2 separate regions of the Homo sapiens genome follow, and region 2 is linked to region 1. The links are chromatin loops, found by intact Hi-C in ENCODE. Cell type or tissue: PC-3. All regions are shown on one strand. Links, peaks and the distances in the headings refer to the core of each region. The heading gives the core; the rest is flanking DNA.

Region 1 (16,270 bases), core at 4,562-8,561:
CCTCCCAAAGTGCTGGGATTACAGGCGTGAGCCACCGCGCCCGGCCCCCCCAGATTATTTTGAAGCAAATTCCAAATATCACATAATTTCATCTATGACATGTTTATTGTATCCTTATTTAATTTCTATATTTGTAATGTTTTATAATATGTATAATATATTGGTACACTAGTATATAAAATTTACAATTCACAAATAAATATAAATATTTTGGAGGTTGTTTAGGCTACATTTTTTAACAATGATGTGCCTGAATAAAACCATTGGTGACTCTCCTAGATTTTTACAAATTAGTTAATACCTTTGCCCAGCAAATTCCCCAGCCTTCCAGTTGTAATGCCAAGCTTCTTTGGGGAAGCTCCTCTGGGTCTGTCCCTAATTGTGCTGTCTGGCCCTTGATTTCATGCCTGGCTTTCTCCACAAGACTGGGAGGGTCCTTGTTTTTCTTAAAGGCTGGCATATAGTCTAGGCACACACATTGGACTACTGCAATATGAACTGCATCTACTGCTTGTCCCTGTTCTCTCCCCCTTCCAGAAGAGACAAGAGTCAGAAAAGGACTAAGCGAGATAGCTGTAACTGGGAGAGAAGAGAGGCAGATTGAAGAGGAAGAGCTGGACTAATATATAATGTCTTCTGATCAGTCTGTCAGCAAATATTCACTGGATTCCTTATTGCAGGGAGGCTGAGAGTGATACAGGACATCCAGTGCCTCCCCCTAAGACCCCAGAGCTCTGTCCTATCCAGAGAGGCTAAACCAACTTGGATGGCTCAAGACAATATAGAAATAAACGCTAAAATATGGGATCTAGAGTACACCCAGGGTTGCTATATCGAATTCATGTTTCTAGAGGTCAGTTCAACACAATGAATGAAGTGGACCAGGTGTAGGTAAGCAGGGAGTGGTGCTGGATGTTGCAAGCTGGAGGACATGTGCCAAGGGTGAAGGGGGGCAGGACCACTCAGTTACTCTGTTGCCCAGTAGCCATGTGGGTCCAATGTTGTCACATGACTTTGTTTTTTATGAGAAGCTGGGTGTCTGTTTTTTCCATAAAATATCTTTAAATTTTTGGCAACTAATTCAGTTTAAAAAAAAAAAAAAAGAAAAACACACTATGTGGGCCAAACCAAACATGTCTGCAGGCTGGATAGGGCCAAAGGCCACCAATTTGCAGTGTCTGGGTTAGAATTATTCAGCGGGTTACAAAAAGAAAATGCAGTGCTTGTGTGCAGGTTATGGGGAAGCCAATTTCTTTGTGATACAAAGGAGAACTTTCTGATAGAAGAGTTCTAGAATGGATTGCTTTGAGATATGAGCTTGTCATCATAATGACTTCAACACAGATGAATGTTTACTTGGTGCCAGGCACTATGTTAGGTTTGAGATACCTACCCATCAGTTAATTTCTGATGTAATGAATGTTATGAGAGGAGGTTCAGGATGCTTGGAGAAAGTGTCAGGGATGTTAACCTATTTAAGGGCACAGAGGGATTCTGGCAGGCCTCCCTAAGAAAGTGGAATGAATTAGGAGTTGGTTAGTGAAAGAGTGGACCTCCCAGAAGGCTCCTTTTTGAGGAAAAGCATAGCACCTTTGATGAGTGGAAAGATGGCATTATGGTTTTGGAGTTTAGAGAACTAGTGGGAAGAAAGGGCATAAATAGAGGTGGGAGAAATAGGCAGAGGTCAAGCTGGGGGCTGTTTCTTGGATCCTTCATGTCAGTAAAGACTTGTTCTGCGGGCAGCAGAACACTCAACTCACACTGGCAAGAAAGGAAGCTACCACCCTATGCGGTTGAAGTGTCTGGGGTAGATCTTTGGGCAGGACTGGATTGGGGCTCAAAGCATGTGGCCAGTATGCTGTTTTTCTCCCTTTGCTTGCCTACTTCTTAAATAGGTTCTCCCCTCTATTTCAATATGGCTGGCAGTAGCTTATCAGTGTTTGAGTTGGGAACTAGCTGCTGCTTGTGCCCAAGTTCCTTGTATTTGGAGGTGGTGTGCTCTGAGGAGAAGAAACAAAAATCTGGAGAAAGCTTAGAACCTAGAAAACTCAGCCAAAGTGACTTCAGACTCAGACACTTCAGCAGTCACCAGTTGCCAAGGCCTGCTACATTTCTGGATTCTGCCTCCCCAAGTCCAGTTGGAGCCTGCAAGGTGGACTCCCTGCTTCTGCTCCAAAGACAGGCTGGCTGCCCAGTGTGGTCCCTCCTGTGGAGTTGTGCAAATCCAGGCTTATCAGGCCTGCCATTTCTCCCTGACCTCTCAGATCTACAGATCACTGGCTGCTATGAGAACAGGGATGGACCAGAGAGACAGTCAAATCTGCCCTGCTTGTTTTACAAATGTTCATTTTACAGAAACTGAGGCCCAGCGAGGAAGTGGCTCTCTGGAGAGCACACCAGTAGTAAGTGACAGATTCAGAACTCATGTTTTGGTTTTAGACTCTTGTTTTTTGACCCTTTTCGTGATATTATACTGTGGGGGCCCCTTTTTTTTCCGCATTTTTCTCTTAGAATGAAAAAGAAAACTTGACATAGTAGTATACATTCCTCTTTTGAAAAGAAAGTTTGGCTTAATGATTTAATGGCTGTAAACTTAAAGCTGATGGTCTCATTTGACAGCTGACTAGATTTTTAAGTTGTTAAATACCTAGAAGTCAGTGAGCCAGTGAAGAAAGTTAAAAAATTCTTAGACTTACTAGAATGTTGTTAGATTTTTTTTTTAAGTGCAAAGGTAAGTGGTCAATAACTATCATTGCGAACCAGTACCATCCAAACAATTTTTATTTTTTTATTTTTTTTTTTACTGAAAAGGTAAGTTATTTAAAAATACTTTAGAGGAGGAATGACTTTGTTTTGTGTTTGTTTATGTAAAAGCCACAGAAGAAAATTCCACCTGTAATTTTCAGGTAAAGTTCTATTTTGAAATTGGATTTTATGACCTACATCTCTCTCCCTAGTCATTAAGGGGATATGAAGTTGTTTCTTTCTCTCTCTCTCCCTTTTTTTTTTTTTGGGTGAAAATTGCAGTAGGATTACTACTTTGGAGGAATCATTCATTTAATTTGATGATGGAACAAACTAAATGTCATTTAAATGTTTCTTTACCTTGCCCTCTTTTTTTCTGAGTTCAAAGGTAGCTTTCTCTACTTCAGATTTGCACAGTCAAATGATTTCAGAGTTAATTACAGTTTGAAAAGTTCCAACACCTAAACACCAGAGTGGGGAATGTAAAAAGTAGCTTATGGTCCATATTTCTCTGGATATAGTATGCTTTATTGTAATTGTAGAGTGGAAGCCAGGGGAGTAAATTCTTATCTTGTACATGATAATGTCTTGGTTCTCTTCCAACCATAACAGTTATTATAAAGATGCAGTCAAAGCCCAAGACGGCAGCATTTTTTTTTCTTGCTTCCCCTTGGATTTTCATTTTATTTTATTTTTGCATGGAGTATTTTTAAAGATATTCAAGGCCCTGGTGGAAGGACGGTGAAAATTGGCAAACCAGTGAAAATGAATCTGAATTTTTAATTAGGCTTTGAGTTGTTTCTTCAAAGTGTGGACACATCATTAGGGATGTAAGTCTTGTTGCATTAGCAGAGACTGACATTTTACTTCAAACGCAGAGAGTGCAGCTGTCCTGTGCAGATAAAAGTCGCCAAGTATGGAATAGCAAGGTGGATTGGTAGATAATTAGCTGTCCCACATTACTGCAGTGTGGAAGAAGCCTGCCAGTCATGGGCAGGAAGGAGGAATTATTAGCAGGAGAAAATCCAAGTGTGTCATAAAGCAATTTGGAATCACTTCAGCTGTGGCAGAGCTGATAAGGCTTATGTTAAGGAAAAACAGAAACTGAGTCTAGTATATGGTGGCCAACTTTTCTTGCTTTCTTTTAAATAAAATCTTAATTCAAAAAACAAATTGCTGGAAATTAATGATCTATAAATATGCTGAAATATAGATTCATCAGTCTGCTTGACTCTATATATAAAAATTTAACCAGCTTACAGTAGTTTTATTTCCATGTCACTTGAAAATAAGGTAAGGATTCTATATAGGAAAAAATATATTACAGAGAAGCCGTGAACCCATGGCAATTACTGTGCTGTATATTACCATTAAAAGATATTTGAAGAAGAAAATTGGAAGTATATCATCTCTGATATAAATGTATAATATTTATAAATGGTTTCAGGATATTTTCATGTCTGTATTACTGGTAGCATATGTCTGTGTATTTAAATATTTTAAGAGTTTTTCTGTGATCATTGCATTCATTTCTAAGGGACTAGAGGTGTAGAAAGACCTGTTGGGTTTCTTGTCCATCCTCTATCATTTGCTAACTCACATGAAACTTCATGGGATTTTTTTTTTCCCCACTTGGATTACTCCGTGTGCCTCTGCCAGAATACTGGCCTTCTTTGTTCTAACACAATCCGCTTTAATTGATTGGCTCTCTCTAAAGCCTATATTTCTCATGACAGCCCAAAGACAGGATGTGCTGAAATGGGTTGGTTTCCATAACTTTGCTTGGTGGTGCCTGAACAAGAGTTGCCCTTGGCCACTGCAGGAGACAGCCAGTGCTTTTTGCCGCTTTTTCTGCTCCCTTTCTAGGGGACTGTTAGTCACAGAGTTGTTGCTGCTGTTGTTGCTGCCCTGAGTGGTTTTGGGGGAAAACCTGGAGAACATAGATTGGGTTTGTTTGTTTGTTTTCTGTTGCAGTCTTGGCTATTTGATCCAGAATTGGCTTCACTGAACCATTTATGAAAAGGGGAAATTTGCCACTTCTGTAGTCTTCAGGGGGGTTAGCCTGTGTGCTAATTATGAACCAAACACATTTGTTAGGAGTGTTTTAAACTTGAGATAGTATAATTTCAGATGACCATAAAAGAGGCAAATACATTATTTGCACATATTCAGATAACAAATGTAGGCAAGAGTTACAAGCAGTAAAACATCCTGGAGATTACTTATTAGAGCATGAGCTCTTGCAGGAAAGAACACAGACTTACTCATCTGCGTAGTCCTGGTATGGTTACCCCTGTCTGTGTCACATCATGAGGACTCAAAAAATGTCTAGACCACAGACATTGCCCAGCAGCCCTTAAATGGTAGACTTTGTAACTTTTTAGTAGTTACTGTTACAAATTTAGCTTTTACTACTGTGTTTAATGTGTCCATTTCATTACTTTAGAATTACCAGGAAATGTCTAGGGTCTTTATCTGCTACTAAAGATTAAGAATGTTTCAGGTGAGTAGAAGTATCTGCTACAGTATCAAGCACATTAGGACTCTAAGTAGACTCTAAGTATTAGTTGGTTCTAATGTTTAATATATTCACCTAGAGAAAGTTGGGCTACATTTAGGAATGTAAAACATACAAAAATGATTGTGTACTTGCAAACTATATACTTGAAGCTGCTTTATCCTAGAGGTTAGACTTCATTAGTTAATTCATTTCACAAATCTTTATTGAACACAGACTATGTGCCAGGTATTATGCTTGGATTTGAGTTTATGTTGTCACAAAGAGACTTGGTTCCTACTCTTATGAAATATGCAGCCTGCTAGGGGAAATAGACATTAAACAAATAATCTTATAAATATACATTGTAAATTTTGAGTAATGTTTTGAAGGAAACATGGGGCCTTTAGAAAGAGTACCAAGGGCAGGCTGGGCTGGGTGTGGTGGCTCACTTTGGTAATCCCAGCACTTTGGGAGGCCGAGGTGGCAGGACCCCTTGAGGCCAGGAGTTCAAGACCAGTGTAGGCAACATGGTGAGACCCTGTCTCTACCAAAAAAAAAAAAAAAAAAAAAAGTGCCAAGGAGATCTTTTAGAAATGCAAGTCAGATGTCATACCTCTGCTTAAAACTCCCTAAAGGTTCTCATCTGACTCAGTAAAATCCTGAATTACTGGTGGCCTTCACAGCTGTATGTGATCTGGCCCCTGCCACCTTTGTGACCTTATCTTTTACCTTCCCCCCCCCCCTTGCATATAACTCTGTTCTTTCAGCACTCCAAGCACATTCCTGACCCAGAACCTTTGAACTTGCTGCTCCTCTTGCTTGGGAACAGCAAGAAGTATCCTTGCCAACCCTCTTTGAAACAGCACCGTCCCTTGCCCTTCCTCATTGTTTCCTACCCTGTTTCTTTTAGTGTTCGTCATGCCCCCTAACCTCTCACAGGTAAGCACTGTATTGTTCAATGCTATATTCCTGTAGAATGGTGCTTGGCACTTAGAAGTACCCCATAAATCATTATTGGACAAGGGTTAGCGGGAGCGACAACTCTAAAAGGGAATCTGAAGCAGTGATGGAAAGGAGGAGCCAATCAGGGGAGGGGCTGGGGGCCTAGTAGAAGGAGGAACCAATCAACGGAGAGGTTGGGAGGGGACTTGGCAGAAGGAGGAGGAGCCAACCAGGGGAGCGGTTTAGGGGGTCTAGCATTCCAACAGAAGGAAGAGGCTTTGTAGAGGTCTTGAGAGACAGGACCTTGGTGTAGTTTAAGAACTGAAAGAAAGCCAGGCGGCTGACAGCATACAAGCAGAAGGGTGATGTGAAGGGAGGAATTTGGGTTCTTATTCCTCTTCAATTCAGGTATATTTCCCAGTAGCTCTTTTAGGCGTGGCCAAAAGTGTACAGTTCTGTGGCATTAAATACTTTTCATATTGTCGTGTAACCATCATCACCATCCATCTCTAGAACTTTTTCATCTTCCCAAACTCTGTACCATTGAACAATAATGCCCCATTCCTCCCTCTCGCCAGTTCCTGGCAATCACTGTTCTACTTTCTATCTCTCTGAATTTGGCTACTCTAGGTACCTCATAAAAGTGGAATTAAACAACATTTGTCCTTCTGTGACTGACTTCACTTGGCATAATGTCTTCAAGGTTCATCCATGCGTAGCATGTGTCAGAATTTCCTTTCTTTCTAAGGCTGAATAATATTCCATTGTGTATATGTGCCACATTTTGTTTATCCATTCATCCATCAATGGACACTTGGCTTGCTTCCACCTTTTGGCTACTGTGAATAATGCTACTACAAACATGAGTGTACAAATATCTGTTTGGGTCTGCTTTCAGTTCTTTTGAGCATGTGCCCAGAAATGAAATTGCTAGATCATATGGTAATTCTGTTTGTCCGAGAAACTGCCGTACTGTTTTCCATAGTGGGTGTACCATTTTACTTTCCCACCAGCAATGCACAAGGGTTCTAATTTCTTCCCCTCCTTACCAATACTTGTTTTTTGTTTGTTTGGTTTATTTGTTTTACAGTAGCTATCCTAATGGGAGTGAAAATATACACTTTTTGTTGAAGTTTCATGAATTTTGAAAATGCAGTCATGTAACCAACACCACAGTCAAGATATACAACAGTATCATCACCCCCCAAAATTATCTGATGCTGCTCCTTTATAGTCAGTCCTTTCCCCACCTGAAACTCCTGGAAACCATCGATATATTCTCCATATCTATAGTTTTGCCTTTTCCAGAAGAGGATAAATGGAAACATTATGGTGTGCATTTTGAGTCTGGCATCTTTCATTTAACACAGTGCATTTGAGATTCATCCATGTTGTATGTATCAGTAGTTAATTCCTATTTATTGCTGAGTACCATTCTGTTGTACAGATATGCCACAGTTTGCTTACCCATTCACTAATTAAAGAACATTTGAGTTTTTGTAGTTTTTTGTTTTGTTTTGTTTTGAGACAGGGTCTTGCTCTGTCACCCAGGCTGGAGTGCAGTAGCATGATCACAGCTCACTGTAGCCTCCACCTCCTGGACTCAAGTGATCCTCCCATCTCAGCCTCTTGAGTGGCTGTGACCACAGACATGCACCATCATGCCTGGCTAATTTTTGTATTTTTTGTAGAGATAGGGTTTCACCATGTTGCCTAGGCTGGGAGTTTTTTGATGTTTCAAATCTACTATTAAACATTCAGGGTTTAATAGTAGTTTTGGGTTGAATGTAAGTTTTCATATTTCTAGGGGTGGGATTACTGTGCCATATGTTAAGTGTATGTTAAACTTTATAAGAAACTGCCAGTCTATTTTCCAAAGGGGCTATATTAGTTTGTATTCCCACCAGCAATGTATGAAAGTCCTGGTTGCTCCACAGCCTCACCACAACTTGGTAGAATCTGTCATTTTAATATAAGTCATTGTAAAATGTGTGAAATGGTATCTCATTGTTGTTTTAGTGAATATTTCTCTAATGAACAATGATGCTGAGCATTTTTTCATGTGCCTATTTGCCATTAGTATATCTTTTTTGGTGAAATATCAAAACCTTTGCTAATTTTAAATTGGGCTGTTTATTATCGATTTTTAAATAATTTAATGATTTTTATTAAATTTGTAGCATTATGCAATGAGCACCACTATCTGGTTTTATAACATTTCCATAACCAAAAAAGTTTTCACATATTCATTTATTGTCAAGTTTTGAGAGCGCGCGCACACACACACACACACATACACACACACACACACACACACATACACATACACACACACACATACACACACACACGTATTCAGATGTGTTTTTTATCTTCCGGATGTGGACTAAGTTCTGCTACTACAAATTGATTTTCTTTCGAGTGACATTGTTCTCAAAGGAAATTTGCTTTTATTATTTAAATAATAATGACATCCAGGATTAGAAATAATAAAGTGTAATCCAGGGTGTATAGAAATCTTCAAGAGAGCTGTGAGTTTTGCAGTTCTTGTTTTCAGCTAAAAACAAAGCATTATTTAGGATTTTTGGGTCAATGTGGCCTGTGTAGAATCTTGGGTTTAGTTAGTCAATCTGCAAGAAACTGTAGATTGAACTTCTGTTATGCACAAGCACAGCTTTGGGAGCTGGGAGCACACTGATGGATAGAACAGAGTCCCTGCCTTTAAGGAGCTTACATTCTTATAAGAGGGAGATAAATATTTAAACATGTAAATGCTAAGTACATGTAATGTTGGACCCTGACCAGTTCTGTGAAGGACATAAAGTAGGTTAACATGGAGTTCAAAGAAGGCTTCTTGGGGGTGCTGATATTTGAGTGGAGGCATGAATGATGATTGGTAGCAGCCTAGGAGGACCTGGAGTAAGGAATAAAGCATACAGAGACCTGTGGAGGGAAGGAGATCAGTGTGTGTGAAGGGCTGAAAGAAGGCACTGAAGAAAGGTGGGAATAAAGGAAGATGAGCGAGGATAGGATCACTGTGGAGAACAAGTTTGGATTTTGTTCTGGCTGAAATGGGAAGCCACTGGAGGGTTTTAGGCACAAGAGCAAGGGAGTTGGCTTTTGCTTAGAAGGATCCCTCTGGCTGGTTCCATTTTTTTCTCTTACTCTCTTGGCTCTGTCACCCCCTGGCTGTCAGTTTATCCTCAGGCTGGTTTTGCCTGTAGTAAAATGAGTACATTCAGTAGAAGAGGGCACCTTTCTCCCCCCAGGCTTTGAAGGATGCCTTGGGCTCACTCTGATTGGACCTTAGTGGAATACAAGAGAATGGGATTACATTAGTTTATGCCAATCAGGACCTACTCCTAGAGCCCAAAGCTCCTAGAGCTGGGTTGATTCTACTCACATTTTATGACCTACACAATCCAGTGATTTGGATAGCAGAGAGGTGACACCAATATTTACTACAATTATCACTGTTACCATTCCACTGGCAGTAGACTACAGGGAATGATTTTGATCATTTTGGCTAGTGTCTTGGTTATGCTGGACCTCCTTTTTTAAAAAAAAAATGTAACTGATTATCTACTTAGCACCTGCCATACCTAATTTCAAGACAGACATGAAACAAAGGAAATGCATGGTGGTGTTACGTCAACCATAGTGCCAGGAACTGCTTAATTCATTTGGTTAGTAGAAGAATTCAAATCAATTAGTTTAGAAGGCAATTCTAATACTTTATGTATTTGAATATAATTTCAACTTTTTGTGAGGTGATGTGATTGTGGTTTGGAATTGTCCATGCTGGTGGGGTTTACATTTTACAAACATATTACTACAGATACAGCTTCAAAATATAATATGTTTTATAGATAGAACTGGGTTTTTAAGTAGCTGGTGGTAGATGCTTTTATGATTTATGTTTTGTAAGTTTCAATTCTTTGACCAATCTCTGTTTGTCCATCTCTAATTTCTGGTTGGCTGTGTCTGTTCTATGATGATACTGAGAAAAGTTACAAAGAGAATTGGTACTTTTGGATGTGGTTTTTAAACAGCCTGCAATTGTTTCATCTAATTAGTGAAACTAAAATACATGATTTTTATAAATGATTTTTGAGAGGTTTCTAGTTCCCAAAAAATTAAAATCTATTCGGGACAGTTATAGAGAATTCATTGTACAGAGAATCTCATTATGACATAGTAAAATATTATTGAGGTGAAGTATGAAAACATCCTTTTTGAGTTTATCTTCCTCATAAAAATTTGTCTTCTATTTGATGCAAATCAAGATTATATAGGACTTGCATGTAACCTGGTAAATTTCTTGTTGAATTTTCATTTAGTGTTTTTTGCTCATAAATTATTGAAGTGAGAGTATTGTGGTACTATTTTCCAAAATGTCTGACATTGAATGAAGAGGTGGGAGGTCTACTAACATAACAGTATGTTCCTCCATTATTCTTTCTTTCAATACACATTGTGCATACAGCCTGCCAAGCTGTGTGTCTTATCCAGTGAATTCAAGTATCTTCCATTTCGTTAGAATTTGACTTTCATACACTGGTTCTCTTAGTTACAAGACTGAGATCAAAATTGTGTAGATAAACATTGAGCTATTCTTACTTTTATCATCACATTAGAATTCTATAAATGTCTTTTTCCTCAAAGCATTCACATCACTGTAGAACACCTTTAAAACATTAGAAATGATTCTCATGTTGAAACAATTTAACCAGGAAAATTAAATAAATAAGAAACTAAATAATTATTTAACATATATTTAAAGTCTGTTACTAGCCAGGTACTCTGGTAGATACCTAGGATAGAAAAGTCAACCAAATACAGCCCTGCTTTCCTGGAGTGAACATTCTACTGGGGGATTAGTTAGTAAGCAAGCTGGGAACAGCAGGGGATGAGGGTCAGCTCTGGGAAATCATGGGAGATTGTTCATAAGCAATGGTGGAGATTTTTGCTTGATGGATGCCCATGGGTCATGTTCCCTGGAGGATTGTGTTTCAGGGATTAACTCTTTTTAAGCTAGTCTGTCCCAAGCTGTATTTCTTATTTATGGCATTTTTAGACAGCCCACGAGTGGCCTGTAAACAATTACTATGCTTCATTCTTCCTCTGTGTGTTTTCTATAAACCTTCAACTTGGTTTTTTATTTCCGTCTTATAACTGAGCTGCCAGTTGCCCTGAGACTTTTTCCATTTTCCAATCTCCCAGGAATGCTTACCTTTGTGGGCTTTGTGGATGTGATTTTGAAGAAGGAGTGAGTCCTCCAAACTAAAAGCCATTTTTAAGTAGTGCAGAGACCTTCCCCAAAGGAGGCGAGAGATATGGATGATTCCAGGAATCCCCAGTTTACAAAGAGTCTGGATTTCAAAGCTCGTTTCAGAGTCTGTTGTCTGGAACAACATTCACATAGAGGGGTTATAAAAGCAGACCCCGCTCTCAGGCCAACTCACAAAAGCCTGTTTAGGAGAAATGGGATTTTAATCCAAGCTCTTTTGCTATCCTTCTGAACCTCAGGTTTCTTACTGTAAAAATCAGGGCTGTTTCCACCGTCGTTGTAGAGTTAAATGAGATGAGGTTTGTAAGAATATCTAGCACAATGCCTGATGCCAGAGGTCTCAGGAAGTGTTTGCTTTTTCTTCATGTGAGGATACATAATGCTAAGTCTTCAGAATTTTATACTCTACTCCTCACTTCTAGATTTGAGCAGCCAGGAAGAGTCCTGGGTGTGTGGGGATGATAGATGAGGAGGATGAATCTCCTGTTATTAAGGATGAGGAAAAGGGGAAGTGTTATAATATTATTAGTTCCTATTTATTGAGCATTTACTATGCACTGCATACCATGCTAAGCACAAGTTAAGTACTGGCTATTATTACCTAACTTATACATACCCCAGTGGACCAAGCTGGATGACAGAATGTCCATTCCTAATTGCCTTAGCCAAAGGGAGTTGTACAAAGTTACCTAATTCCCTTGGCCAGAGGTACAAATAGCTCCATCTCAGCCCCTGCCCACTTTCAATGTCGCCCCTGTCCACCGATCAGGAATAACTATTTGGGGATATTTTTGTCTGTCACTAAGCATTTTCAGCAAAAAGGAAGATATTTTTCAAATTCCCAAAGGGCAGAAGCAGCCCTCTCTCTGGTACTGCAGGTCTGACTGGGCATGGTTTCCTCTTGAAATGTCTCCTTGTGATGTTATAACTTAAAAGATGGAGGGCTGTTTGATCCAAGCCTAGGATTTGTTGGCTACAGGGTTTTCGTTAATAGAAAACATTCATGCACCTCTAGGGGGGAGAAATTAAAGCACATACTTCTTCCTGTTTGACCTTCGAACCCTTGCCATTTACATCAAACACTCACTGGGAGAGAAAGCTAATTTAATAAACTGTGATAGCTTCTTCTCTAACAAGCCTCACTTTAAACTTGGCATTTTCTCCTCAAGCTGATGAGTTTCTGTCTTCTCAGAAGATGTGTGTACCCTTCAGACATCTGAGGGGAGAGAATGTACTTTGTGGGTGGTGCAATGCCTTGCTAATGTCATGTTCTCCCTTCAGTGAGTTTCAAAAATAGCTTGCCTTTTAAGAACAATTACAAAGGAGTCGTGCAAAGGCAGAGTGACTTGGCTTCAGCAAGCCTCAATTTCTTGATCTGTAAAATAGGGATTTTACCCTACCTCAAAGGTTGTAGTGAAGACCAAAAGCAAGAATTTATATAAAAGTACTTTGTATCATGCTTTTTCAGTTATAACCTTTTATTCTCAGGGAAGTCAGCAAATGCTGGTGGGAACATAGATGCAGAGCAACATTTTCTCTCTCCAAACATGGACTGAAAACTCTTGCCCTTTAATTTTCAGAAAACCCCCCATCCTGTGGGGTTCTCATGTAAAAATTAAAAGATAAAAATCTAGAAAAATCTTTGCTTAAATAATTTTGAAAAAGTAAATAAATAATTGAACCTGTCTAAAATCGAGAGACCAGTATGATATGACTAATATTAATAATGTCTAGAATTTGTTACCCTGCTTAAATTTGGTCAGGGGTTGCTCTCAAATGGTCCAAACTATAAACATGCAGTCCATGAATGCCAGGGTCCCTGTATATAGTAACTAACCCAAAGCACTGGGAAAAGCAGTACCTTTCTTCAAGGACTGCTTCCTCTCTCTCTCTCTCTTTTTTTTTTTTTAAAGAAATGATCTCCCTCTGTTTTACTCTGTTTTCACACTGCTATAAATAATTATCTGAGACTGGATAATTTATAAAGAAAACAAGTTTAATTGACTCACAGTTCTGCATGGCTGGGGAGGCCTCAGGAAACTTACAATCATGGTGGAAGGCAAAGGGGAAGCAAGGCATGCCTTATACATGGTGGCAGGAGAGAGAAAGAAGAGCAAGGGGGGAAGTGCCACACTTTTATACCATCAGATCTCATGAGAACTCAAGAACTCACTATCACAAGAAAAGCAGGGGGGAAATCCACCCCCATGATTCAGTCACCTCCCTCCAGGACCCTCCCCTGACACATGAGAATTACAATTTGATGTGAGACTTGGGTGGGGACACAGACTCAAACCATATCACCCTCTGTTGCCCAGCTTGGCTCACTGCAGCCTTGACCTCTCATGCATAAGTGATCCTCCTGCCTCAGCCTCCTGAGTAGCTGGGACTACAGGCATGCACCACCATGTCCAGCTAATTAAAAATTTTGTTTTTTGTAGAGCCAGGGTCTTACTGTCTTGCCCAGGCTAGTCTCAGACTCCTGGACTCAAGCAGTCCTCCTACCTCAGCCTCCCAAAGTACTGGGATTACAAGTGTGAGCCACTGCACCCAGCGGTTTTTTTTGTTTGTTTGTTTTTTGTTTTTTTTTTATTAATAAAAATTAACAGTGAGACACTAGCTTTGCTGTGTTGAAATCATATACTGTACTTGATTTCCTGAAAGTACCTTTCACTAGTTTTTTTTCTTGACAAAAGATGGTTTGAAACTGGAACTTCCCTCAGTATTTCTGTTTGAATTTTAAAAGATGGAAGCTTTTTTTAAAAAAAGAAATTTGGAATAAAAGGTGAAGAAAAAAATTGTTTTCATCTAGGTAGCATTATTCATTTGGGAAAAAGAAGACAGTTGAAGAAATTATTCTATACCTGCAGTTTAAACAACTTATATTTTGGAAATGTTTTATCCTTAGCAAAAGGCTAGTGGAATTCTTTGTTGCTTGAAGAATAACGGCACTTGTATAACTTGAGAAAAATACGGGGAAGGATGGCCTTTATTCTGATAGCATGGAGTTGGGTCCCCCTATTGTTTTCTTAAAACAAGCCGTTGACCAGCAGCTCTGGCCTCCATGTCCCCTTTGGCCTTTGTCTGTGGGTACATTAATGCCATTGGACAAGACCAAATGGCTCCTGGCTTCAGATCTCTCTAGGCCAATCTCACAGGATGAGTTTTTCTGCTCATCACATTCCTTCTTGGAGATATACTCCTCCCCGTTCTGATACTTCATCATATGCCACACGGAAACAATAAGCTCCAGGTGCCCAGCAGCGCTGTGCGGTTACTCCGCTGATCGTTAGAGTTAACGTCAGTGTAAAAGACAGCACCGCCACTGGGACTGCCTGGGCTTCCTGTCCAGTTATTTTTGTCTTCTGGCACAAAGGTGATTATCAGGTTCATTTTTTCTTAGCCTAGTTTAATACTGGTGATTCATGGAGGACATGTTGATGTGAAAAGAACAGGAAATTTATCCTTGAAAATTCAGCTCTGACATAGCCTTCTCTAGAAAGATGCCTGTTTTCTTACACCTAAGCTTGGGTTGCCCTTGTGAGATACTTAGCAGTAGAGACTACATCTGCTTTCCCTGAATCCCTACCTTCAATAGTGCCCAGGCCAAAACTAGGCCCTCAGTAAGTGCTGAAGGAATGAATGAATGAATTTGGAAGGAAAGACTTGGGGCTCCACTTAATCTCTCTGGACTTTGTAACACGGGAGTTGTTAATATCTGTGTCACAGAGCTGTTGTCACATCAAACGAAATGTCTCTAAAATCCGTTTGTGAACTGGGAAATCATTTGCATATCTTATAAATGTTTGGAAATGCTTTTTGAGTGAAAGATTTTTTATTTTATCTTATGTATAGCTAGGTAAATAAAAGGACATTCCACTTATTACTATGGGTAAACTTGCTTTTTGTGTAACTTTAATTCTTCTCCAGGAGGAGGTGATCATGAAGAAATAATGAGGTGAAAAGCTGAATCCTTCATGAAGCCAGTGTGATGACCCATGAGGGGCTTAATAAATATATAGTCGAGCACTTCACTTACCTATTTTGAGAAAATGCATCACACATTTTATTGGAAAATTACTTGTTACATTTTGTGCTTCCTATTTCTAAAGATTTGGGAGACTGTGGAAAGTGCATATTACCACATAGGGAACTATTATGCCTCTCTTCTTACAACTTAGAGGAAGGAATATTTTTGCAAGAGTTATGGCCCATAGCTGGACAATATAACAATGCAAGTGGAGGAAAGGAATTGTGCAGATACCAAACGGCTCAACCCAGGGGTTGTGGCAGCCTCATTGGACAGTTTTGTCTATACCTTCTTTTCCCCAGGGAATTACCAAGAAGAGTGGAGGCCCCCTGCCACTAATTTTAAATCCTCCCTCCTCCCTGCCACACACACCTTTTCTCCTCCCTGCAGTGGATTTACACACATTTTGTGGGGCTGATTTAGCGAGCTCGTGGTTCTCATAATCTCCTTATAGAAGTGTATGCACATTAAGGGGACCTATTTAATAGACACGGCTGCCTCTGTGAAAGAATGCTTTGTGGAAGGGAGCCTTTGTGTATTTCTCCATCTCAGCAGTTCCTGGGGCGCTTCCCAAGTCTCTCTGTCACCGAATGGCAGAGCTGGGAAGGACCTGCTCCAGAATAATGGGAGGGAGCGGTGGGACAAGGGAGGGAGGAGGCGGCCAGCGTTGGAATGTGGAGACCAGGGTATTGGCACTTCAGAGCTGAGCATCTTAACATTTTCTCTTCTTACCCCCAGCTGGGGACTTTGCATTTGCAATGAG
Region 2 (16,270 bases), core at 6,315-10,314, 97 kb before region 1:
ATGCCACTTTTAAAAAAAAATCAGGAACAACTTGGATCAAACAAAACTAACCTTTCAGATTTACCACAGGAAGAAAGAATATTGCCATGATAGAGTCTTTGTATTATCAATCCACCTTCTGTTAATAATTTTGAAAGTTTTGTTTTCAGATTAAGAATTTGTGGGGCTGGGGCTGGGGAAGACTGAGGATATAGTTACTTTTAGTCGTAGAGAAATAAAATTACATTTGCACCTGTGAATACTTAATGAAAATCGTACTTGCACCATCCCACATCAAATTAATTTCTTTTTTCTCTTTCCATTGCTCTCCCTTACCTTTGAATTTTAACATAGACTTTGGCATAATAAACTTACTGTTCCTCAGTTTAATTACTCAAGAAAAAGACCTAAGTTCTATGACCTGGTAGTTGGTAATTTTGCTTTGATGTGAATTTGATCATGAATTCTTTGCAGATGGTGCAAAACCAGAATGGCTTATTGATGAGTGAGGCTGGCAGAGCGGTGCCTCCTACATTTCTCTATAGGAGGGACTTAGAGGATACAATCTGGCTTTTAGGGCTTGCTTGGCCAACATTACGTTAACTTTGATCAAGAAAAATAGCAACATTTTCTTAAGATACATGTATTCATTCTTTATATTAGAATCAGAGAATGTCAATTGTCCATATCAAATAATTCTTTTTATTGTTATTGTTATTAATTGAATGTCGTGGAAGGGGACATTTAGAAAGGGAAGTATTTGCTCTCTACTGCTATTACTGCTAGCTGACCGCAAGACCAGAATCTGAGCTCAATGTGGCTCTGTTGTTCTCTTCTCATTACCAAGTATATAGTAGCTTTAAGGATGTAACAAAAATATTCTGTGTGAGAAGAAATCCAACTGACAGTGCTGATGATAAAGAGACAGTGCTGCAATAGACAGAACTAAAGTCTGAGAAAGTGAAAGTATTCACATTTGAGGATTAGCAACTGTTTCAGATACATCACCTGTGAATGTCAAGAAACTACTCTAAAATGTAGATTGCAGAAAATTTGGAAAGAGGAGGGGCACACCCATAATCCCATAATTCCAAAACAGCAAGATGAACATTTTGGAATATATATTTCCAGCTGGTTGGTTTTCTATGTTTTGAATACTGAGGTGATAGTATCCTACCTTTTTTATCGAACATATCAATAAAAAACTGCCAACAGATAACTTTTAACAGACCTATTCCACTGTGTTGAAGTAATACAATTTACTTAATAATTGTCCTAATCAACTATGAATTTTCTAATTTTATTACCATCATAAATAACACTATAGTGACCATTTTATAAATGAATTTAACTGAAATTTCACAATCTTAGGGATATGTGTGTATATATGTATATCTGTGAACACATACATGTACATAGATATACATACATATGTGTATGTGTATGCATATAAGTGGAACTATTAAAAGATTGTGAATATTTTAAAATGTATTAATTCATATTACAAAATGCTTTCCAGAGAGATTAGTCTAATTTGTATCCCCAGTAGCTGTATAAGAGAGTATTTATCTCACTATACTCTTGCTAATATTGAGTATTATCACTTTTAATAATTAGATCTTAGTGATGATACGACAGAAAAATCTAATTCATTCTGATCTAAATCTGCTTTGCAATGTTTTAATAACTATTTGTTGAATAAACTGTTCTTTCACCACTGATTTATCTCTTTTATTCTTAAATGATTGTATAGAATACAGTCTTTATGGACTCTTCCTGTCCTATCTGTCTAATTTTTGTACAGATACCACAAACACTTATTTACTGTAATTTCATAATGTGTTTTGCTCTCTGATAGCACGTCATTAGTCTTTTTAGCATAGTTCTAAGCTAATTTCACCTTTTTAGAACACTTTTGGTTTTACTTCTGCTATAGCACATTGTGTTTTACCTTAAATTATGGCTGCATAACTTATCTCCCAGAAGAAACAGAAAACTCATTGAAGGTGGAGATTTTAAAATCTTTTTTACTGTGTCCCTTTCCAAATCACAGTTATTTACTCAAAAAAATATAGCAAAACCTTTCAACTGCAGGCAAATGGTTTGTTAGAATCAACTTCAAAACAGTCCGTATTCTCTTCCTTTCTGAATTTCCTGGAATCTTGAAGAAGCTCCTTCATCACCTCTATTTCACATCCCTCAATCACACCAGTCATATCCAACAATTCCTTAAGCAAGAACATAAAGAACTGATAATTGCTTCTGAGGGTAATTTGTTCGACACACTGACCTATATATATCGAACCCACTAATAAGCACTATTGAAAGACAAACTAATAGATCATTATTATTATACAGGCTAAATGGAGATATAGCTAAATAGTAATGAATTTTATTTGGTAATTGCCCACATAAGAGAAAAAATTATCATTTAAAAGAACTGTAGTTACTAATTAGTTACTAACTCTACCTGTCTTCTGTGACTTTTATTGTCTCTAAAAATAGTACAGATGTTCATTGGAGACATTCACAAACCAAATAAGTGGCCCTTTATTTGTTTAAGAAATTAATTTGATCAAAGAAGTAGTTTCTAAATCAAAGTATTCTTTGGAAACACCTAATGATTTAAAACATAGATTCCTTGATACCATATAGAAAGTTTGACTTCATAAAGCCAGGGTTGGAACCAGGAATCTGTTTTGGTTTTTTTCCTTTTTAAACTCCCTAGATGATTCTAATATAGCTGTTTGGGAACTACTAGGTTAGAACATGTTATTAATGAGGCTGAGATCATTGCAATACATTTATTCTATTTTATGTATTATTATTATTATTATTATTGAGAAAGGATATGGCTCTGTTGTCCAGACTGGAGTGCAGTGGTGTGATCATGGCTCACTGCAACCTCAAATTCCTGGACTCAAGCGATCCTCTCACCTCAGCCTCCTGAGTGGCTAGGACTACAAGTGTGCACCACCATGCCCAGCTAATTTTTGTTTTTTTTGTAGAGACAGGGTTTTGCCATGTTGCCTAGGCTCGTTCGCTCTATTTTTTTAAGACATAAATATTCTACAAGATTCCATTCAAAATCATTAGGTGTTATAGGGGGCCCAGAGGAGTTGATTCCCAGGTAACTTGACATTTTCATAGAAGTGACAAGAAAAATAGACAAGGGGCATCCATGCCGGAATCATTTATCTTTCAAATCTTCATAGGATGTACTTTTAACTCTTGGATCAGAACAGCATGCCTGGGACTGGTCTTCATGTAAGAAGCGGAGGGAATTCCAGATTGAATTGAAGGACACCAGACAGGTACCATCCCTTGCCATCCACTCCCACTCCACCAGCCTTTTTGGCAAATTATCTCCCCTATTGCCATTATAACAGAAATCTTATATTTAAAACTTGATTCCTTCCAGTTACTCCCTAATTATTCTATTCACTCTATATCATAACTGAACATCCATAATTACTAGACAGGATGCTAATCTCTGGCAAGAGGGCCATAAGCAACTCAATCTCGATCCTCGGGGAGTTGAAATCCAGAGTGGGATGCAGCCCTCTTCATCTATAACACAGCAATGATATGTGCAGTGAAAGAAGAGGGCTCTGAACCCAGATGAGAAGGTGAAATGAAGTGAGGACCCACAGGCACACCATATTAATTGTGCTCCGCTTTATTGCGCTTCATTATATTGCAATTCACAGATACTGCATTTCTTTACAAATTAAAGGTTTGTGGCAACGCTGCGCTGAGCGGGTCTATTGGCACCATTTTTCCAACAACATATACTCAATTCATGTCTCTGTCATATTTTGGCAATTCTCACGATATTTCAAACTTGTTCATTATTATTATATCTGTTACAGTGATCTGTGATCAACGATCTCCGATGTTTCTGTGGTAATTGTTTTGGGCAGCATAGACCACACCTATATAAGATGGTGAACTTAACTGATCAATGCTGGATGGGTTCTGACTGATCCACCGACCGACTTCCCCCTCTTTCTTCCTTTCCTCAGGCCTCCCTATTACCTAAGATACAAAAATATTGAAATTAGGCCAATTAATAACCTACAATGGCCTCTAAGCATTCAAGTGAAAGAGCCACACATCCCTCATTTTATTATTTATTTATTTATTTATTTTTTGAGACAAAGAGTCTCGCTCTGTCACCCAAGCTGGAGTGCAGTGGCACGACCTTGGCTCACTGCAACCTCCGCCTCCCCAGTTCAAGCGATTCTCCTGCCTCAGCCTCCTGAGTATCTGGCACCCGCCACCATGCCAGGCTAATTTTTGTATTTTTAGTAGAGAGGATTTCACCACATTGGCCAGGCTGATCTCAAACTCCGAACCTCGAGTGATCCACCTGCTTCAGCCTCTCAAAATGCTGGGATTACAGGCATGAACTACCATGCCTGGCCTCATCTCTCATTTTAAATCAAAAACTAGAAATGATTAAGCTTTGTGAGAAAGGCGTGTCAAAAGCTGAGATAGGCTGAAAGCTAGGCCTCTTGCATCTAGCAGCCAACTTGTGAATGCAAAGAAAAAGATCTTGAATGAAATTAAAAGTGCTACTTCAGTGAACACGTGAATGATAAGAAAGAGAAACAGCATAATTGCTGATATAGAGAAAGTTTGAGTGGTCTGGGTAGAAGATCAAACCAGCCACAACATTCCCTTAAGCCAAAGCCTAATCTAGAGCAAGGGCCTAACTCTCTTCAATTCTATGAAGGCTGAGAGAGGTGAGGAAGCTGCAGAAGAAGCTTGAAGCTAGCAGAGGTTGGTTCATGAGGTTAGAAGAAAGAAGCCATTTCCATGACAGAAAAGGTGAAGTAGCAAGTGCTATTGTAAAAACTGCAACAAGTTGTCTTGAAGATCTAGCTAAGGTCATTGATGAAGGTGGCTACACTAAACAGATTTTCCTCTTTTTTTCCCCCCCTTCATGGGGGTTTTTGGATGAAAACCAGAAAACCTGCTAGACAAATTCTAAAAGAGCTATAACACTAACAAAGATTTTCAGGGTAGGCAAAGCAGTCTTCTATTGAAAGAAGATGTCATCTAGGATTTTCATAGCTAAAGAGGAAAAGTCCATGCCTGGCTTCACAGCTTCAAAGGACAGGCTGACTCTCTTGTTAGAGGCTAATGCAGCTGGTGACTTTAAATTGAAATCAGTGCTCATTTGCCATTCTGAAAATCCTAGAGCCCTTCAGAATTATGCTAAATCTACTCTGCCTGTGCTCTAGAAATGGAACAGCAAAGCCTGGATGATAGCACATCTGTTTATGGTATGGTTTAATGAATATTTTAAGCCCACTGTTGAGACCTACAGTTAAAAAGAAAAAAGATTTATTTCAAAATATTACTGACCATTGGCAATGCACCTGGTCAGCCAAGAGTTCTGATGGAGATATGCAAGAAGATTAATGCTGTTTTTGTGTTTTTGGAGACAGTCTCACTCTGTCACCCAGGCAGGAGTGTAGTGGTACAATCTCGGCTCACTGCAACCTCCACCTCCCAGGTTCAAGCAATCGTCTTGCCTCAGCCCCCCAAGTAGCTGGGATTACATGTGCATGCTACCACACCTGACTAATTTGTGTGTTTTTAGTAGAGACAGGGTTTCGCCATGTTGGACAGGCTAGTCTCAAACTCCTGACATCAGGTGATCCACCTGCCTCAGCTTTCCAAAGTGCTGGGATTACGGGCGTGAGTCACCGTGCCTGACCTAATGTTTTTATGCCCACTAACACAACGTCCATTCTGCAGCCTATAGACCAAGAAGTACGTTTTACTTGCAAGTCTTATTATTTAAGAAATTCACTTCATAAGGTTGTAGCTGTCATAGTGATTCCGCTGATGGACAAAGTAAATTAAAACCAAAGCATTCGCCATTCCTTTTTTTTTTTTCCCAAAGCAAAGCAGCAAAAGTTTATTACACACAGTATTACACTCTCAAAGGGGAGAGTGAACTGTGAACTCACCTCTGCAAAATGAGATCAGCCCAGTCTGGTGTAGCTTGTGTCTTTTTATACGTTTTTTTTTTTCTCTTCTCTTCCCTAGCTGTCTAATCTCTAGCCAGTTCTGTCTTTTGATTGATAGGTGGGTTGCTTCATTACTTTGGCCCTTGTGCACTTATGTATTGCCTCTATCCCATAATTTTAAGTACATGCATGATATGTAGTCCATATGCATGACCCTTGAATAGCTAATTACCATATGGGGTCATTTTAAGAATACTTTTTCTCTCTAATGTGCATGCCCATCTCTGGGAAGCTACCCCTGACAGGTTTGGAACGGATCTAGCCAGCCATGGGGGCTCCTTACTCACTTCTTTTTTTTTAAAATCTTCAGCTTTTATTTTAAGTTCAGGGGTAATGAGCAGGATGCGCAGATTTGTTACATAGGTAAACATTTGCCACATTTGTTTGCTGCACAGATCATTCCATCACCTAGGTATTAAGCCCAGCATCCACTAGCTATTCTTCCTGATGCTCTCCCTCCCCACCCGCAAAGGGCCCCAGTGTGTGTTGTACCTCCCATGGGTTCTCATCATTCAGCTCCCATTTATAAGTGAGAACATGCAGTGTTTGGTTTTCTTTCTTTCTTTTTTTTTTTTTTTTTTTTTTTTTTAAGATGGAGTCTTGCTCTGTTGCCCAGGCTGGAGTGCAGTGGCACAATCTCGACTCACTGCAAGCTCCACCTCCTAGGTTCATGCCATTCTCCTGCCTCAGCCTCCCGAGTAGCTGGGACTACAGGCGCCTGCCACCATGCCCGGCTAATTTTTTGTATTTTTAGTAGAGATGGGGTTTCACCATGTTAGCCAGGATGGTCTCGATCTCCTGACCTCGAGATCCGCCCACCTCTACCTCCTAAAGTGCTGGGATTACAGGCGTGAGCCACTGCAGCCGGCCCAATGTTTGGTTTTCTGTTCCTATGTTAGTTTGCTAAGGATAATGACCTCCACCTCCATCCATGCCCCTGCAAAGAGCATGATCTTGTTCCTTTTTATGGCTGCATAGTATTTCGTGGCGATTGACCATTCTTGATGCCGTTAAGAACATTTAGGATTCATGGGAGGAGGTCAAAATGTGAACATTAACAGGAGTTTGAAAGAAGCTGATTCCAGCCCTCACGGATGACTTTGAGAGGCTCAAGACTTCCATGGAGGAAGTAATTGTAGATGTGGTGAACATAGCAAAAGAAATGTGGAGCTTGAAGATGGGGCTAAACTGTTGTAATCTCATGATAAAACTTGCTCACACCTGTAATCCCAGCACTTTGGGAGGCTGAGGCAGGTGGATCACCTGAGGTCAGGAGTGCGAGATCCAGCCTGGCCAACATGGTGAAACCCCGTCTCTACTAAAAATACAAAAACACAAAAATTAGCCGGGCATGGTGGCAGATGCCTGTAATCCCAGCTACTCAGGAGGCTGAGGCAGGAGAATTGCTTGAACCCGGGAGGCAAGGTTACAGTGAGCCGAGATCGTGCCACTGCACTCCAGCCTGGGTGACAGAGTGAGACTCCATCTAAGAAAAAAAAAGCTTGAACAGATGAGGAGTTGCTCCCTATGGATGTGCAAAGCAAGTGGTCTCTTGAGATGGAATCTACTCCTGGTGAAGATGCTATAAACATTGGTGCAATGACAACAAGGGATTTAGAATATTACGTAAACTTAGTTGATAAAGCAGCATTAGGGTTTAAGAGGACTGACTCCAATTTTGGAAGAAGTCGCACTGAGGGTAAAACGCTATCAAACAGCATCACATGCTACAGAGAAATCTTTCACGAAAGGGAAAGTCATTTGATCTGGCAAACTGAATTGCTGTATTATTTTAATAAATTGTCACAGCTATCCCATCCTTCAGCCGCCACCACCCTGATCATTCAGCAGCCATCAACATCAAGGCAAGACCCTCCACCAGAAAAAGATTGCAACTCACTGAAGGCTCAGATGGTCATTAGCATTTTTTAGCAATAAAGTATTTTAAAATTAAGGGATATATATTGTTTTTTAGACATAATGCTATTTCACAGTTAATATACTACAGTATTATGTAAACATAACTTTTATATGCACTGGGAAACCAAAAATTCTTGTGACTCACTTTATTACAATATGCACTTTCCTGCAGTGTTCTGAAACTGAACTGGAAGTATCTCCAAGGTATGCCTGTAACAGCCCTGCTGTTAAAGTTTTCAAAATTCTGGCCACCTTGTCTGGCAGTCAGTAAGGTTGTCACTGCACACAAAAACAATACAGTTTGCTTGATGCTGTTGTCATTGCTACTGCAGTTCAAGGGTCCAGGAGTAAGTGGGCCAAAATCTCAGCTATTGTCTCTTTTTGGTTCCCATTTTCCAAGGCTGTCTGGCTACAACCTCCAGACCAAAGCCCTGTGACCAGGCAAATGGCCAGAAGCTGCTGGGATAGGCCAATTATGTTTTTATGAGGGCACCGTGCTGCATGAATTTAAGAGCTGGACTTGAAGAAGGGAGTAGGAGCGAGAGGGTCTGGAGCAGGAAGAAGTCTTTGAGATGATGAGGGCAGGGTCAATAGAGAACATCAAATTGCAGCAGGTCACCAGGGTGGTGGTGTGACAGGAAGAGTGAGATAATCAAGTCTTCTCTGACACCACTGAATGTTAGGGATGGATGTCTGTCTGGTGACAGCCTGCCCTGAACTGTTCTGAATCCTTCTCTGTTAGCCATTTTCTAGGTTTCTGACCTCCAAAAGATTTGCAAAACTAGACTGTAATCAATTCCATTGTCTTCTCCAGAAATGTAACCAATATATCACTTTGCTGTAATATGATATTAATGTTACTATCCCAGACCATACTGTATTTTTCTTGGGCATCCTTATCTGCATAAACATTCTGAGCTGCCTTTTTATCTGACCCAGATGGTCTATAATAATTTCCTATTAGTCTTAGTTTCCTTTTATCTTTTATTTCCATCCAAACATATTTTGTCCCACTGCCAACTTATTTATTATGTGACATTCTTTCTCCCTTCAGACACAATATCCGCCTTGACCCATGTTGGCATAATTCCCCCTAGCCTGTTGTGTCTATCTCTTGCATAAACTTTCCATATCCAAATTATTCCAAGTCTGTTTCTTGTTTTAGCCCCTCCTTAGTAATCCTTGTTACATAATGTGTCTATTATATCTCTTGGTTTTGTTTTCTTTTAGTTCACTTCTTACCATGCATGTGAAAGTCATTTGTAAGGGGAGCTGTTTAGCATTTACTTTTATTTTTTCTTTGGTTTCTTTTGGGTTCTGGCTCCATCCCTGGAGTTCTTTTAATCTCCGACCCTCCTCTCTCTCCCAAGCCCTCTTCATTTCCCCATAACATGTTAGTTTATACCTTCTTCTCAGATGTACGCAATTTTTACCATTATGGCTTTGTGTATTGCTGTGTGGTTTTGCAGAAAAAGCTGGCTGTCCTTCAGTAACTTTCCAGCTCCCACCATTCATCTGTTTAGCAGGAGCTCCATTCAAAACCAGTTTTTTTTGTTTTTTGTTTGTTTGTTTGTTTTTGTTTGTTTTTATTATACTTTAAGTTCTAGGGTACATGTGCACAATGTGCAGGTTTGTTACATATGTATACATGTGCCATGCCGGTGTGCTGCATCCATTAACTTGTCATTTACGTTAGGTGTACCTCCTAATGCTATCCCTCCCCGCTCCCCACACCCCACAACAGGCCCTGGTGTGTGATGTTCCCCTTCCTGTGTCCAAGTGTTCTCATTGTTCAATTCCCACCCGTGAGTGAGAACATGTGGTGTTTGGTTTTTTGTCCTTGCAATAGTTTGCTGAGAATGATGGTTTCCAGCTTCATCCACGTCCCTACAAAAGACATAAGCTCATCATTTTTTATGGCTGCATAGTATTCCATGGTGTATATGTGCCACATTTTCTTAATCCAGTCTATCATTGTTGGACATTTGGGTTGGTTCCAAATCTTTGCTATTGTGAGTAGTGCCGCAATAAACATATGTGTGCCTGTGTCTTTGCAGCAGCATGATTTATATTCCTTTGGGTATATACCCAGTAATGGGATGGCTGGGTCAAATGGTATTTCTAGTTCTAGATCCCTGAAGAATTGCCACACTGTCTTCCACAATGGTTGAACTAGTTTACAGTCCCACCAACAGTGTAAAAGCCTTCCTATTTCTCCACATCCTCTCCAGCACCTGTTGTTTCCTGACTTTTTAATGATTGCCATTCTAACTGGTGTGAGATGATATCTCATTGTGGTCAAAACCAGTTTTATTCCAATCATTATCATGAGCCTAGAGCCTGAAGGAAGTCTGATAGAGACTTTTAAAAGTGCAACAATCTTGTTTTATGTTTTCATGAGACTTCAACAGTCTACAAAAAGTCCAGATCAATTGGTTGAAATGAATATTATTTTAATCAACTGCCTATTTAGTCTATAAGGAGTCAAATAGTTTGAACTGTATTCTCATTAAATTCTCTTTTTTTTTTTTTTTTTTTTGAGACAGAGTCTCTCTCTGTCGCCCAGGCTGGAGTGCAGTGGCGCGATCTCGGCTCACTGCAAGTTCCATCTCCTGGGTTCACGCCATTCTCCTGTCTCTGCCTCCCAAGTAGCTGGGACTACAGGCACCCACCACCACGCCTGGCTAATTTTTTGTATTTTTAGTAGAGACAGGGTTTCACCGTGTTAGCCAGGATGGTCTCAATCTCCTGACCTCGTGATCCGCCACCTTGGCCTCCCAAAGTGCTGGGATTACAGGCGTGAGCCACTGTGCCCAGCCTTAAATTCTTAACTCTATTTCCCCACTCCCTCACTTAATGGCCCTTTTGTTCTTGTTTGTGCATGCAGGTCTATGTGAGAGTTTACATCACCTATCTACTTCCTTCACATTTCTGGAAAAGCTATCAAATAGGACATCACAGATATACCTGTACTTCCTATGTCCTTTAATACAGACAACAGTGGGGAGGGGTCATAGCAGAAGGAGGTTAGATAGAGCAGTTGGCATAACTGAAAGTCTAGCGGCAACTCTTAACTATTTTCCAGAAATGTAAATTTCCTTAGGGAGCAGCTGTGACCTCAGTCATCTTTGTTAATCAGCCTCCCTGGGGCTCAGTTGAAAATAGAGACAATATTAATAATATCTACTCAATGGGACTTTTATAAGGATATGTTTAAAATACTCTCTAGGAAGAAACATTCTATTAATGATGGTCTAAATAACAACAAAACATGACTGTGAAAGTCATCCGGTTATCATTCAGTAAATTTTTGTGCCAGGGAACTAATGAGTAATTCAACAACCTTAAGAAGAAAGTAAATTTTTCCTATGGGAGGAATTTAGTGCCTAGGAGAATCCAGATGAACATAATTAGCAGAAATCATTGTTTAAAGTACCTGAAGGCAAAGTTACCCATGCTGAGATCCCATCCTGACAACAGTATGGTTCCAAGTTCAGAGGGGACAGAAACCAGGAGAAGAGACTCTGGTTTAAACATTCCACTGTTTAGACTCATTTTTGTTTAGGTCAACAAAATTTCCAAAACTATTCCCATTATTAAAAATCATTGAGCCAATTGCATTTTCACTGCATTCAGAACATGAAATTTAAAGGGAAAGAAATCTTCAAGTTTATGTTTTTTGGATTAGGAACACAGATTTGGGAGTCATGCTGCCTCCATGAAAGTAACAGCAGAAATATTTGCTGGCTGTGTGATTTTAGGCAAGTTACTTAACCTCCTTGAGCTTCCATTTTCTCAGATGTAAAATAGGGAAAATAATAGTACCTATCTAATAAGGCAGCTTGAGGGTTCTCCTGATGCTTGGCACACAGGAAGCACTCAGTAAAAGCTTTTTGTTATCATTACTTTATTTTTTAATTTTTATTATTTTTCTAAATTGTTAACTTTTGTGGGTATATATTTGTGGGTCACATGAGACATTTTGATACAGGCATGCAATGCATAATAATCACATCATGGAAAATGGGATATCCATCCCCTTAAGCATTTATCTTTTGTGTTACAAACAATCCAATTATATGATTTTAGTTGTTTTAAAATGTACAATTGAATTATTATGAATATAGTCACCCAGTTGTGCTACCAAATACTAAGTCTTATTCTTCTTTCTATTTTTTCTACCCATTAACCATCCCACCTCCCTTCCAACCCCCATTAGCATTATTTTAGAAAGCTGAAGTCCAAAGAGAATGTCATTTGCCCAAAGTCTCACAAATATACTCTGCAAAGAACGAAGTCAATGTTCACCCAGTTAATGTCAATTATCTTGGCTTTTACCACCACTCTGCTATGTCCTCAATATGTGCTCTTTGTGTTCACCTTCTTCTCTTACCATTTTGTCACATCTAGTAGTCTTTTATCATTATGTAAATTATTCATGGAAGAGAGAATAGTTATTATTTCAAGAAGATCCTTTGGCCATGAGTATAAGCCATTGACCTGGGTAAACAAGTTTGCCATTTTTACAGGTGACTGTCATGTGTTCTCTTAGCTGCTAGTCACCATTGCTCTCTTACCTTTCAGATGGTAAGCTCATTGAGGCAGGGTCCATGTCTTATTTATATGTGCAGACCCCTGAGCCTTGCCAACTTCTAGCCATTACCTATGTCTTCAAAATATGCTAGAAACTCAGCAGTAGTATAGCAATCATACATATTACAAAATGCCTAGCATTTTTATTATACATATTAACTCCTTTATTTCTCACTACCACACATTTACAGTTGAGAACACCCAGGCTCAAAAGAGGTTAAATAACCTGTCCAAGGTCGCACTACTCATAACTGCCTAGCAGGAACACAAGCCAAGAGTGACTGACACCACATCTTCATTAGCATAAGAAAAGGTGGGGGCGGGGAATTCACACACTGACTACCTATTCAGACAGTTTAATCTGATTAAAAATTCACTTCTACTAGAATACACACACACACACACACACACACACATTTTATGACAGAAGTACAACCTTCATGTGGCTCAATTTATCTCAAGGATAGGCAAGCCCATTTGCTGACAAAGAATTAACTATTTCTTTACCAACATCATTTATTCATTTCTTTTTCTCAGATAGTGGGTTCTGGCTGATTTTGAAGCACAAGAAATCAGCTCAACTTCAGCCTAGGATAGTGTGTGTTTAATTCAATCCATAGCACTATTTAATTATAGAAGAATCAAAGCTATCTTTGTTGTGACATTTTTTCTCTCTTCAAACATTCTGTCTGTTTTGATCCATCTTGGATTCATGTTGGGGTTAGGTTTAGAAACTGTCAAAAACACTTTTAACAAGCTTGTTATAAACCACTACTCCGAGAGAATCAGCTGAGTAAATTAATGTTTCAACACAAGAAAATATTCTGAGATATTTTTAGTGTTTGAAAACAAGACCTGGAAAGCTATGACAAAACAGAGGTAAACAAAGCATAATGAATTCATTGCAAATGTATTTACATCTGAAATAATTAATAATATGTATATTTTGTGAACCATCGTTACCTTTTTCACTAGCCATACTTTATGACTTTGTGTAATTATATAAAAGATTTCTCAAAATCTTGAAGTCTATTCAAACATTGAGGCTAAGGGATTATGTATCACAGGAGTAATGAGAACTCTAGAAAAATAACTTGACAACAAAAAGTCCTTATAGTTATATATTAAATATCAAGAAAATCAATGGGAAATCTTTGTTATTTGTGATTAAAAAACATACATGGTTAATTTTCATGTTACTGTAGAGCTTTGCCTCAACATGACCAGTCGCCATGTGAGTTATTTTGTTTTGCAACCTGGATATTAAACATTCCAGAGTCTTCAGCTTTCTTATCAGCACAGAAAAGGCAATTTATAGCACAGTACCTTTATAAGCAAAGACATTTTATGTAAGTAATTTGCTACAGAATTCTCTCTCAAAGCTGATTTGATTCTTAAAGAGAATTCTTCATTGTAAATTCTTGATTCTACAAGTATGAAAAAAAAATCAGGCTATTATCACTCTTGAAGACAGACCTTCTATTTCTAATTTCATATTTTCCTTCCCAAAGTGGGGTTTATATTATTCTATTTCCACTATTTTGACATGACTTTAGGACATTAATGGGTTGGGCAAGGCCACCAGGATTTTATTTGTCAGAGATTGTGCTGTTTTTGCAGAATTGTTCAAAAGGACACTGAAATGGGTTACATCTCTAACAGGGTGAAGGAGACCCTAGTATAGAAGAATTAATGGGATCCCAGAAAAAAAGAGAGCTTAGGTCCCACAGAAGGGCTATAATCAATCCCTACGAAAATCTAGTACTCCCAGATTCCTGAGCCTTTAGGCCTCAGCAAAGTGGATGGAATGCAAAACCTAGTCCTCATACTATGGCTCAGAGAAATGAAAGAAACTGGCATTAGAGAAGATGGGAAGAGTGACAAAGTACAAATGTAAAGAAAGAGAGAAAGAGCATGGTAAGTATGTAAATACATGACATCACAAAAAAAAAGAAAAAGAAAGAAGAAAGAAAAAGAAAGAAAGGAAAGAAAAGAAAGAAAGGAAAGAAAGAAAGAAAGAGAGAAAGAAAGAAAAGAAAGAAAGACAGACTATATCATGCAAAAGAGAAAAACATATGTAGCATTCTTGAGAAAATATAGCACAAGCAACGTGAATAAACGTGCCATAGTGCTTTATGTCAGCAAAGGATTTGATAAGACTATGAGTTTAATAAAAGAAGAGTTCAGTGACAATATGACACACAATAAAAAATGAAGAAAATGCAAAGCTAAGTAGACAGATTAAGAAACCAAATCATACCATTAGAAACCCAACAAGAGAAAAAGTAAAAAGAAAATTAATGTAATATTAAAACACTTTAAATCATCAACATGAATGTAAAAGAACAAGGCAAAGAGATTAAGGTAACTAGAAGAAAATGATAGATATGAAAGATAATGAAGATCTGACATGATAATAATTGAGATAATGATAATAGAACCTGTCAAATAAAACATTAAAAATAGTCAGGAATATAATGCAATACATGTTTCCTGAAATAAAGAAAAAATTAAATTTAATTCTATTGAATCCCTAAAAAAACTGATACAGACCAAGTTATATAAAAACAATTCCAGGTGAAATCATAAAAATTCTAGAATTCCCTGTGAATTTGGACATCCCCCCAGTCTCCACCCTGCCCCAGTGTGGAGGGTCTACAAACGAGGAAAAAAAAAAACACATCATCCTACTTTATGGCTAGCAGCACTGAATGCTAGAAGACAATGGGATGATGTCTCTAATGTTCTGTGGGAAAGAAAAAATATTATACCCAGCCAAATGATGATTCAAGGATAAGGGCAACATAGAAGTACTTCCATGTTCTAAAGCTCAGAAGTACTTAAGGGATACAGCACATGACTCGAAAATCCACCAAATGCAGGAGCCACAGTAGAAGAGGCACCTATGATCATTGTAATCATTTAAATAAAGAATAATGTTTAAACAACCAGAAGGATTATGACTACAAAACAAAAAAGTAAATTTGCAAACTCTGACTAGGTTAAAATAAATCTACAGATGGGGAGGAAGGGTAAGAAAAATTATAAGAGAGCTCATTTCCGCATCTTTCTTAGCAAGTAGTCAATCCATCTTGGCTAAAACTGTAACATGTAGGTAAGAAAATAAATGACTCTCCCCTCTTAAAGGTTATTACTTTCTGGCTACCTAGTCACTTGTCCAACCGTCATTCCATCCATCCATCTTCTTACATATATGCATATAGATAGATCTTAAATAATGACATTCATCAAATGTTAACATTACTTATTTTTGGATGATGAAATTTGGGGTGATTTACAGCTTTCCTCTTTTGCTCCTCTGTATTGCTTGAATTTTTAAAAAGTGATCATTATCACTGTACTAGACTAAAATTGGCCAGAAATTCTTTGCACGTCATCTCATCAAGAAGTGGAGTCTATCTCTCACCTCTTATATCTTGGCTGGGCTTGTGGCCTGATACTGACCAATAGAACTCAACAGAAGCAATATATTGAGACTTCCATGCTCACCCTCTTGAAACCCTGAAACAACCATGCTGTGAAGAAGTCCCATATGAAAGGCAACATGAAGATATAGTCCCAGGCACCCCCGCCATTCCACCCATCCTAGATGAGGCCCTGGACATTTGAGTGAGACCAACTCACCCCTGCTTAGTTGTCTATATCTGCATGAGTGAGCCAAAGCAGAACCAGTAGAATATTCTAGTCAATCACAGACTTATGAGACATAATAA

What was found. A loop is a pair of places that touch in the nucleus more often than their neighbours do. Peaks named below come from ENCODE experiments on the same cell type or tissue, not always from the same donor. Only the 100,000 strongest peaks of a DNase experiment are listed, where the experiment ranks them.
Region 2: a loop joins it to region 1, with 2.6 times the contacts of the local background. A loop is called at or near these places in 1 of 110 quality-filtered maps.

What each region holds. Positions count from the first base shown.
Region 1 is chr1:64,477,888-64,494,157 of GRCh38, forward strand. The region is part of intron 1 of CACHD1 (cache domain containing 1); the gene reads left to right. Among named protein-coding and RNA genes, the nearest start is that of CACHD1, 16 kb to the left of the region's middle. RefSeq lists an enhancer at 16,011-16,270. In PC-3, for the core only: no CTCF peak of the experiment used is centred there; a DNase peak (open chromatin) is centred at 6,994; H3K4me3 peaks cover 387 bases; H3K27ac peaks cover 986 bases.
Region 2 is chr1:64,379,469-64,395,738 of GRCh38, forward strand. It overlaps LOC105378774 (a long non-coding RNA gene), which reads left to right. Exons shown (of 3, transcript XR_947460.4): 2 at 3,195-3,293; 3 at 3,852-4,103. LOC124904732 (U7 small nuclear RNA) reads right to left here and starts at 4,991; the gene lies at 4,930-4,991. It also overlaps the pseudogene RNU7-62P. In PC-3, for the core only: no CTCF peak of the experiment used is centred there; no DNase peak of the experiment used is centred there.